Regions from separate parts of the Homo sapiens genome. Here region 2 is linked to region 1. A link is a contact called in ENCODE POLR2A ChIA-PET data. All regions are on one chromosome and are shown on one strand. The core of a region is the stretch at or near the end of the contact, and the rest is flanking DNA. Distances in the headings are between cores, read along the strand shown. Region 1 holds the start of TICAM1 (TIR domain containing adaptor molecule 1). Region 2 overlaps KDM4B (lysine demethylase 4B).

Region 1 (4,960 bases), core at 1,004-3,503:
GGGTAACATAGTGAGACCCTGTCTCTAAAAGAAAAATGTAAAAAATAATTCAACACAGTGTTGCGTGCCTGTAGTCCCAGCTACTTGGGAGGCTCAGGCAGGAGGATCGCTTGAGGCCCAGAATTGGAGGCTGCTTTGAGCTATGATGGCGCCACTCCACTCCGGCCTGTGCGACAGAGTGAAATCCCATCTCTAAAAAAAAAAAAAAAGCCGGGTGCAGTGGCTCACGCCTGTAATCCCAGCACTTTGGGAGGCTGAGCGGGTGGATCACGAGGTTAAGAGATCGAGACCATCCTTGCCAACATGGTGAAACTCCATCTCTACTAAAAATACAAAAATTAGCCAGGCATGGGGGCATGCACCTGTAGTCCCAGCTACTCGGGAGGCTGAGGCAGGAGGATCGCTTGAACCCGGGAGGCTGAGGTTGCAGTGAGCCGAGATTGCACCACTGCACTCCAGCCTGGTGACTGAGTGAGATTCTGTCTCAAAAAAAAAAAAAAAAAAAAAGTCTGGGCACAGTTTTGCATGGGTACAAGCACCTATGAGACACTCCTTGAATTGGTAATTTTGGGGTGGGAGACAGAGAGGCCAGGAGGATGTGTTTAACTTTCTCTCCCCCACCAGCCCTGGAGACCCTGAAGGGTAAGACCATTTCTGTCTTCCCCGCTACTGTATTCCCAGAGCCTAGACGTTCCTGGAACACAGTCAGTGCTCAATAAAATTTCTCCCTCACTGGAGAGAAGTACTCAATAAGGGGAACTGTGGGGGATTTGACATCAACATAACTTCCATTGCTATCTCCCTACAAGAACTTTTAGGTGAACTTCAGCCTGGGGTCCCTGAGCCTCTTAGGGGTGTTCAGGGTGTCTGTGAATTCTGATGGAGGAAAAAAATTTCACATCTTTATTTTCACTGACTCTAACTGATAATTACCATTCCCTCAATTATTAATGAAGACAACCACAGGACCTGGGACTTTGTCCGTTTGTCCCTAATAAAAACCACAGATACTTTCAGATTGCATTGCAACCAGAAACACATCTGACACTTGTCACCACGGCAAAATCACTGTGATTATTAGATCTTATTTAATGTGGTGATAAAAATAATATAGGCCAGGTGCGGTGGCTCACACCTGTAATCCTAGCACTTTGAGAGGCCGAGGCGGGAGGATTGCTTGAGCCTGGAAGTTTGAAAGCAGCCTGGGTAATATAGGGAGACCCCGTTTCAAATAATAATAATTATTATAATCATAAAATTAGGCCGGGCGCAGCGGCTCACGCCTGTAATCCCAGCACTTTGGGAGGCCGAGGCGGGCAGATCACCTGAGGTCAAGAGTTCGAGACCAGCCTGGCCAACATGGTGAAACCCCATCTCAACTAAAAATACAAAAATTAGCCAGGTGTGGTGGCACGTGCCTGTAATCCCAGCTACTCAGGAGGCTGAGGCAGGAGAATCGCTTGAACCCATGAGGTGGAGGTTGCAGTGAGCCGAGGTCGCACTACCGCACTCCAGCCTAGGCCACAGAGTAAGACTCCAACTAAAAAAAAAAAAAAAAAAAAGGGAGGCCGGACACGGTGGCTCACACCTGTAATCCCAGCACTTTGGGAGGCCAAGGCAGGTGGATCACCTGAAGTTGGGAGTTCGAGACCACGCTGACCAAGGTGGAGAAACTCCATCTCTACTAAAAATACAAAATTAGCCAGGTGTGGTGGCACATGCCTGTAATCCCAGTTACTCAGGAAGCTGAGGCAGTAGAATTGCTTGGACCCGGGAGGCGGAGGTTGCAGTGAGCTGAGATTGCGCCATTGCACTCCAGCCTGGGCAACAAGAGCGAAACTCCGTCTCGGAAAATAAATAAAAAAATAAATAAACAAACAAACAAATAAAATAAGAGAAATAAAATAAAAACAGCTGCTACATTTATTTCCTGGAAAGCACCTATCACTAACGGAGATGATCCCACTTTACAATTGTGATTACTTTCTCATCTGGGACCCCCGCCCAGATGACTGTGGGCTCCCCGAGAGCAGATGCGAGTTCTTCTGGCCCCCTGCAGACAGTAGGTGCTCACACTTGCTGAACGTGACCGCAAGGGTTGGGAAGAGAGCGCATGGGTGCGGGGCGACCCGGGGACTTTCCCGGTGCTGCGGGGCAGGACTCCGAAACCGTGACCTCACGTCCCACACCCACCCGGGACGCGGAAGGGGCGGCGCGCTTCCTTCCCAGGGCGCGGGCCGCGGGGTGGAGCCAGCGCCCTCAGCGCGCTACGGTCCGCGGGCAACTCCGCAGAAGCCCCAGCCCCCAGGACCCCAGGACCCAGTGGCGCAGCCGGCAGCCCCGGATCCCTGGTAGGTGGGGAAGGGGCGAGGACGGGCCTGAGGTGGAGAAGGTGTCGGGGGTGTGGGGGGTGGCCCTGAGCCCGTGCCGCTCGCCAGGGCTCCAGGCCACCTGGCCTCCCTCTTAGGGCCCCGGTGCGGAGGAGGGGGCCTGGCGCCGCGCGTTGGGAGGTTGACGTTCCCCTCAACCTCCAGCTCCCCGCGCTGGTGGCCCAGATCCTCCCCCACTGTCGGGATCCTCCCCAGCACCCTGGCTTCCTCCCCGACAGCCTGACCCCTCCCCCAAACCCCAGATTCCTCCCGGACACCCCAGATTCCTCCCCAACACCCAGGATTCCTACCTGAAACCCCATATTCCTTCTCACCCCAAATTCCTGACACCCAAGCTTCCTACCTCACACCCCATATTTCTCTCAACGCCCTGAATTTCTCCCTGACACCCAAGGTCCCTCCCTGATACCCCAAATTCCTCCGTGACACCCAGGACCCCTCTCTGACACCCTGGATTCTTCCCCAACACCCAGGATCCCTCCCGAATACCCCAGATTCCTCCCAGACACCCCAAATTCCTCCCTGACACCCCAAACTCTTCCCTGACACCCAGGATCCCAACCTCACACCCTGTACCACCACACACCTTCTTCCTTTCTCCCCCTCCTAACGGTTATCCAGCCACATGGGCTTCCTTACTGTTCCTCCAGCTCACCAGGCGCAGTCCTGCCCCAGGGCCTTTGGGCAGGTGGCTTCACCTTCCAGAAGCTTTCCTCCCTGATCTCCACCCAGCCTCCTCCCTCAGCTCCTTTAGGTCTCAGCTCAATGTTACCTCCTGTCCCCAAAGGCCTCCCTTGACCACCGTGGTCCCCTGTAGCCCCTTCCCAGCCAGTCTCTCAGAGCCACACAGCCCCCGGCTCATGGCTTTCACGTTACTTTTCATTCTCTGAAATGATCTTGGGTTATTTTCTCGCTTACTGTTGGTCTCCCTGAACCAGACTGGGAGCTCTGTGAGGGTAGATGTGCCTGCCTTGATATGCAGTGGCACTTTGAACAGTTCCTGGACCTAGTAGGTGCTCAATAAATGCATATTCGATGCATGAAAGGCTGCATGAGAGTGTGGGAAGGAGAGTGGGAGAGGTGGTTAAAACATTTAAAAAGGACAAGGTGGGAGGATCACTTGAGCCCAGGAGTTCAAGACAAGCCTGGGCAGCATAGCGAGACTCCACCTCTACAAAAAAATTCAAAAAGAAAGTTAGCCGGGTGCAGTGGTTTATGCCTGTAATCCCAACACTTTGGGAGGCTGAGGCAGGTGGATTGCTTGAGCCCAGGATCCTGGGTAACATGGGTGAGACTCTGTCTCTACCAAAAATACAAAAATTAGCCAGGTGTGGTGCCGCACACCTGTAGTCCCAGCTACTCGGGAGGCTGAGGTGGGAGGATCACTTGAACCCGGGAGTTCAAGGCTGCAGTGAGCCGTGATCCCACTACTGCACTCCAGCCTGGGTGACAGAGTGAGACCCTGTCTCTAAAAAAAATGAAATGGGGCTGGGCAGGTGGCTCACGCCTGTAATCCCAGGCAGATCACCTGAGGTCAGGAGTTTGAGACCAGCCTGACCAACATGGCGAAACCCTGTCTCTACTAAAAATACAAAAATTAGCGGGGCGTGGTGGTGCATGCCTGTAATCCCAGCCACTCAGGAGGATGAGGCAGGAGAATCACTTGAACCCAAGAGGCGGAGGTTGCAGTGAGCCCAGACCACGCCACTGCACTCCAGCCTGGGCGACACAGCAAGACTCTGTGTCAAAAAAAAAAAAAAAAAAAAAAAGAAATGAAATTAAAAATCAAAAATTTTTTTAAAAAGGAAGAGGAAGAGAAAAAGTCTGCCAATATTTATTGTCACACTAATATTATTATATCAAGCTCTTGCTCCTTGCTGGGCACTGATCTAAACTTTTTAACCATATTTTCGCATGAAAGCTTCAAAACAGACTCCCATTCATCCTAAGTACCAGTTCATGTGGGTGTTATAAATGAGGAAGCTGAGGCTGAGAAACAGACCACACAAGCCGGCAGGTGGCAGAGCCAGAACCCTCCTACCCCATGGGTGTTTTTGTCCCGCCAGGCGCCTGCTCTTCAGAGTGAGGAGTGGACTTTGTCCCAGCCATGGACAGTGAGAAATGAAACTTGCTGGGTCTCGAGAAGGTGGAGGTGGCAGTGGGCAGGGGAGGCGGGCGGGGGAAGCTGGGGCAGTCACTGAAATAGAGTTGAGTTCAGGCCCGGGGGGGCAGAGAGAATGAGAAGAAAGACCACGTGATTTTAGAGATTTGCCAGGCATTCAGGTGGAGATGGTCCTGCCTTGATGATTCTAAGTCTGGCTGGCTTTGTCGTGTTTTCTGCAAAACTCCCCTGAGTCCTTCTTGCAAGGAGGTTTCAGTCTTGCATGCTAATGTTTGTGGGGCATGCGTGTGCCAGGCACTGCTTTAAGAGTCCTATACAGGCCGGGCGCAGTGGCTCATGCCTGTAATCCCAGCACTCTGGGAGGCCAAGGCAGGCGGATCGATTGAGGTCAGGAGTTCGAGACCAGCCTGGCCAACAGCCTGAAACCCTGTCTCTACTAAAATTACAA
Region 2 (4,960 bases), core at 1,258-3,757, 230 kb before region 1:
GTGAGTCAAGCACAGTAGGCTATTGCAAGACCAAGAAGAGTTTATCTCCAAGGTTGCAAAGACATTCCAAAAATTAATATCTATCAAAAATTCCAAAGCATTTGGTACAAAAATTCTCAGGCAACCAGGACTAGCAGGGACTCTCCCACTACCACCTTCATGGCGAGGCAGGAGAGGACACAACCTGCCCATCATCACAGCACACGTCACACTGCACTAGAGACACTAGCCAATGTGATATATCAAGAAAAAGACAAAGGGTTTACCAAGCAGAAGGGATAAGACAAACTTCTTAAAATCATAATATAAACGTCTAAGTAAGGCGTGATGGTGCATGCCTGTGTTCCCAGCTCCTCAGAATGCTGAGGCAGGAGGATCACTGGAGTCCAAGAGGTTGAGGCTGCAGTGAGCCATGACTGCACCACTGCACTCCAACCTAGGCAACAGAGGGAAACTCTATCTCTAAAAAAAAAAAAAAAAAAAAAACAGTTTAATTATAACATAAGTTTCTACTTAGGAAATCTAAGCAAACAAAGAAACTGGTAAAACTATAGAATTAAACACAGCCCAGCAAGGTGGCAGAATTTTTAATTAAAAAAAAAAGTCAACAAAAAGAGGGTTTCCTCTACAGCAGAAAGAACATTAACAGAACACTCTAAACCCACTAGGGTAAACCTGTCCCTCGTCTAGGGTGGAGCAGGAATTCTCTCCACAAACAAGGCCACACACAGACCTGGTAGTGCACTTGCCTGCTGTACTCACAGGCTCTGACCTGGGAAGCCAGTGCCTCCCTGGGTAAAACCCCTCCACACCCCTGCAACAGCGCATGGGGACGGACGGGAGGAAGGGCAGGTGCCAGAGCTCATCACGTAGTCGCCAGCAGCAGGAAAGGCATGCTACCGATGGCCACCCCAGGAGGATGGGTCGCCCAGGACAGGCAGCTGCCCCACAGGTCAGTCTGGAGAGATAAAGATGTTAGAAAAAGTGCCTGCACAGGCAAGGGAGTGGATCCACAGGCCAGGACACACAGACAGCCCGGGAACTGCCAAGAGCACTGAGGTCCCATATCCTGGCTGAGAGAGAGGGAGAGGAGATGTCACCAACCGCAGCCTGCTGGGAGGGAGAGATTACAGGGGACCGGACAGAGGGCAGGAAGAGGAGGAGTGAGACCCTTTCGCAAAGACTCACAGGAGAAACGGGAGTCCCAGAGCAGGTGCAGGCCCCATGGGGAAGGCTCCAGCCCTGGCATTCTGCGGGGCCAGCCCTGCTCCCCCAGATGCCACCGCTGCAGAAATGGAGCCCAGCCTGGGCTGCACGGCTCCTCCCAAGGCAATGACAGAACTCCTCCAATATCTGATGGAAAGCTACCCTATTTCTTTCTTCTGTTTTTTTTTGTTGTTGTTTTTTGTTGTTGTTTTTTGTTTTTTTTTTTTAAGAGACAGGGTCTTTGCTGCAGCCTCAAATTCCCAGGCTCAAGCAATACTCCCTCCTCAGCCTCCCATGTAGCTAAAAGATGACAGGTGTGCGCCCTACACCCAGCTGATTTTTTCTTCTTTTTTTGTAGAGATGGAGTCTTGCAATGTTGCCCAGGCTGTTCTCGAGCTCCAGTGGCTGGCTCAAGCAATCCTCTGGCCTCAGCTGCCCAAAGCTCTGGAATTACAGGCATGAGCCAACCTGCCTGTTTCTACTGGAAAAATCTTCTTTCATGGAGCCTCATCCTGGGGAAAGGCCACCTCCCTCATTTGTCCCCAGCACAGGGGCTCCTTTATGTGGCAGATACTAATACTTGCTTGGGAGATAGGATCTGCCAGGGAGCAGGGTGGCTTGTTCCCAGGAAACAGCCTTATTGAGCTGCAGTGGCTTTATCTTTAATGGATCGTTTTACGGGACAAGAGATGATGGAATTTGGTATCTTAAACCAGTGGTGACAATGATTTCAAATAATGACCTTTTATTGAGACACACAGGAGACCAGCAGAGTCCTGGGAGCCTCGGCTCAGGGAAGATGGGGAGCCTGGGATGGGGAGAGCCGCCCACAGGAATGCCCGACAAAGCGGAGCAGCAGGCGGAGGAGACAGAGCTCTCGGCTCTCGCAGGGCCAGCCAGAAGACCCCATTCCTGGCACGGTGGCCATGGGTGGCCCGCCCTGCTCTCCTGGGCCACGAGGTGTCGTCACACTGGCCCTCCGGAACCGGGGCTGGGTCAGCACCCTGAGGATCCGTGCGAACTTCATACACCGCCAGCCCACTTTAATTAGGAGCAGACTCGCCGAGGCAAGCCATGTCACGCCTGCAATTAAAGGCCAGATTGGAGGCATCTGATCCCCAGCCCTGATTTATTTTAGGCCCACAAATTACTTTTATTATATGACAAGGCCAAAAACGCAAAGTCATGTGCGAGTTGTTTGCCATGTTTTTCCCTCAGCCTCGCCAGGAAAGCTGTGAGAGTGCCCGTCACAGGGGAGGGTGCGCAGGGCAGGTGCCCAGTGACACAGCGGCGGCTGTCAGGTTCGGACACAGTGCCAGGGACACAGGGCCACTGACACACAGCAACCTCCCTCACGTGCCTGCCGTCAAACCGGCCTGAATTTCTGCTCATCAACAACCAGGAGGCAGCCCCCACCATGCCTGGACCCACGGCCCTCCTCCAGCATTATTCGACCTCAGTGGGGACCCCTTGCCGTTTATTCTGTTAAAAGGCACAGGATGGTTTAAAAAGGAGAGAACAACGACAGTCTCCTAAGAGCACAGAGGGTCTGAAGAGACAGGGACTGCAGCTGGAGAACAATCATGGCTCCCTTTTTTTTTTTTTTTTTTTTTTTTTTTTTTGGAGACAGAGTCTTCCTCCGTCACCCAGGCTGGATGGGACAATCTTGGCTCACTGCAACCTCCACCTCCCGGGTTCACGCCATTCTCCTGTCTCAGCCTCCCGAGTAGCTGGGACTACAGGCACCCACCACAACACCCGGCTAATTTTTGTATTTTTAATAGAGACGGGGTTTCACCACATTAGCCAGGCTGGTCTCAAACTCCGACCTCAGGTGATCCGCCCACCTTGGCCTCCCAAAGTGCTGGGATTACAGGCGTGAGCCACCATGCCCGGCCCATGGCTCCCTTTTGTCCAGAGCAGTGAGGGATCACCCGGCCAAGATCAGCTCCCACATGAGCCCAGCCCCGTGGGGCCTCAACACGGGCCCAAGGAGGTGCTGGCCTGGCAGCAGCTCTGAGGCCCTGGAAGGCTGTGGGGAGGAGGCAGCAGAGAATTCGAGAAGCTGCTCCAGCACCAGGCTCTGCAGAAGGCCAGCTGGGCACCAGGGCTGATGTGCCCGTGGTGGGAGTGAGCCACACGCAGGCATCCCGGAGAGGCAGTGGGGCGTGAGGCCCTGGTGGGAGTCTGAGTCTCTGTGTGCAGAACGTCGTCTGGATACCTGCAGGCTGTGGAGGCTCCCATCTATTAAAATGCTCTGATGCCTCTATGCTTACATTTATTTCATCACCGGCACCCACAGACACACAGCACCCACTGAGCCTCATGAGGAAACACGGTGACCGCCAGGCCCCTGGTGACCGAGATGGCCTGGAGCGTCCTAAATGGCGCGTGTAATGATGGGACTAGCTTTGGAGAGCACGGGAGTTGAACTGTCTCACACACAGGCCGATGGCCATGAGGCTACGCGCTCCTGTTCCTATGACCTAAGTCTCAGCCTGTGCCCACCACGGGCAGAGGCCGCAGGATGCTGGGTCCCTCCCTGGGCCTCGGGGACCCGGGCTGGGCTCTGGAGCTCCGGGAGGGTTTGGCTCACACACGGGTTAAGTCTGCTTGGCTCGCAATCAGGTCAGGGAGAACAAGCGGCCCGAGCCCTCGGCGGGAGGCTGCTGAATGAGGGCCATTAGCATCGCTGTCATCGGCCCCATCCTGCGCCCGCCCCGTTTCATCAGAAGGCAGCCAGCGCTCCTGTCCCCTGCTGCTGGCGAGTGTGGAGGGGAGGAAGCCATGCGCTGCCCAATTTTTAAGCAAAGATAACGAAGACTCTCCTCCCGCAGATTTGCTGCCATCTCCCTTCTGGGGAGCTGAACCCCGCCGGCAGCAGCCTCGCCGAAGGGAGAGAAATTTGCCATGGAAACCAGGCCCTGAGCTCAGAACCCAAACCTCTAATGCCTACGTAGACTGGGTGGGCGGGCGACTCTGGGTCAGGGCCAGCCTCGCCGGCTGCAGTGGGAGGGACCCGCGGGCACGCACAGACCCCCACAGCCTGAATAAACTCCTCATCCAAACACCGCCTGGCGGGATTATCTGAAGATGGGAATTCACGCCCAGTGATGACATTTCAAACAGAACTAACAGTTTCTTAAAGCGGTGGGCAGGGACAGGATGCCGGTGACTCGCCTGGCATGCCACAGCCTGGAAGCGGGCGCCAGGTTTGTTTGGCTCCTACCTCCCTAAAACAAAAATCCTGCAGCCTCACAAGCGACACGAGCCAGCGTGTGCACTGCCACTCCAACCCGAAGCGCCCGCTTTGAACAAAAGACTCCAAAATGAAGGCCATCTGCTCCTGCCAGACCAAGCCAGCGGGTGAGCGAGGGGCCGCAGACAGGACTCAGCACACGACGTGAGGCAGGGGCTGGTCAGACAGCGTGAGGCTAAGGCAGCCCCTGCAGGGTCCAGAGCCAGCCCCGGCTCCCACCACACCCAGGCCCTGGCCCGAAAGCCTGCTCCTACAGCCACTCCATCCTCCTGGAACATGGCCAAGAGTAGTAGCTCCCCTGCTTAGGAAGCTTCTATGCCCCCTTCCCGCCCCTGCTCCTGAGCTGGTCACCCATCCTCCCCTCACCGGGCTCCCCTCCTCCCTCAGTCCTCAGAGCCCCCCATTCTCCCTGCCTCCATCCCAAGGGCTCCCGGGCCTGGCACTGCTCTGGGGGTTGCGCGTGGAGTGTCTGGCTGCCCGGCCACACCAAAAGCC

The links. ChIA-PET counts read pairs that join two places held with the same protein, here RNA polymerase II (POLR2A).
Region 2: POLR2A ChIA-PET joins it to region 1 with 10 read pairs in B cell. The contact joins the enhancer-like site here to the promoter of TICAM1 in region 1. POLR2A ChIA-PET finds 5 or more read pairs at or near these places in 3 of 52 experiments (AG04449, B cell and K562).

What each region holds. Positions count from the first base shown.
Region 1 is chr19:4,829,005-4,833,964 of GRCh38, reverse strand. TICAM1 (TIR domain containing adaptor molecule 1) reads left to right here and starts at 2,253. Exons shown (of 2, transcript NM_182919.4): 1 at 2,253-2,351. RefSeq lists silencers at 2,117-2,406, 2,417-2,536.
Region 2 is chr19:5,058,302-5,063,261 of GRCh38, reverse strand. The region is part of intron 6 of KDM4B (lysine demethylase 4B); the gene reads right to left. Among named protein-coding and RNA genes, the nearest start is that of KDM4B, 92 kb to the right of the region's middle. Within about 2 kb of position 2,507, at least 7 of the 41 ENCODE cell types and tissues checked have a DNase peak (open chromatin) inside an H3K27ac peak, as active enhancers do.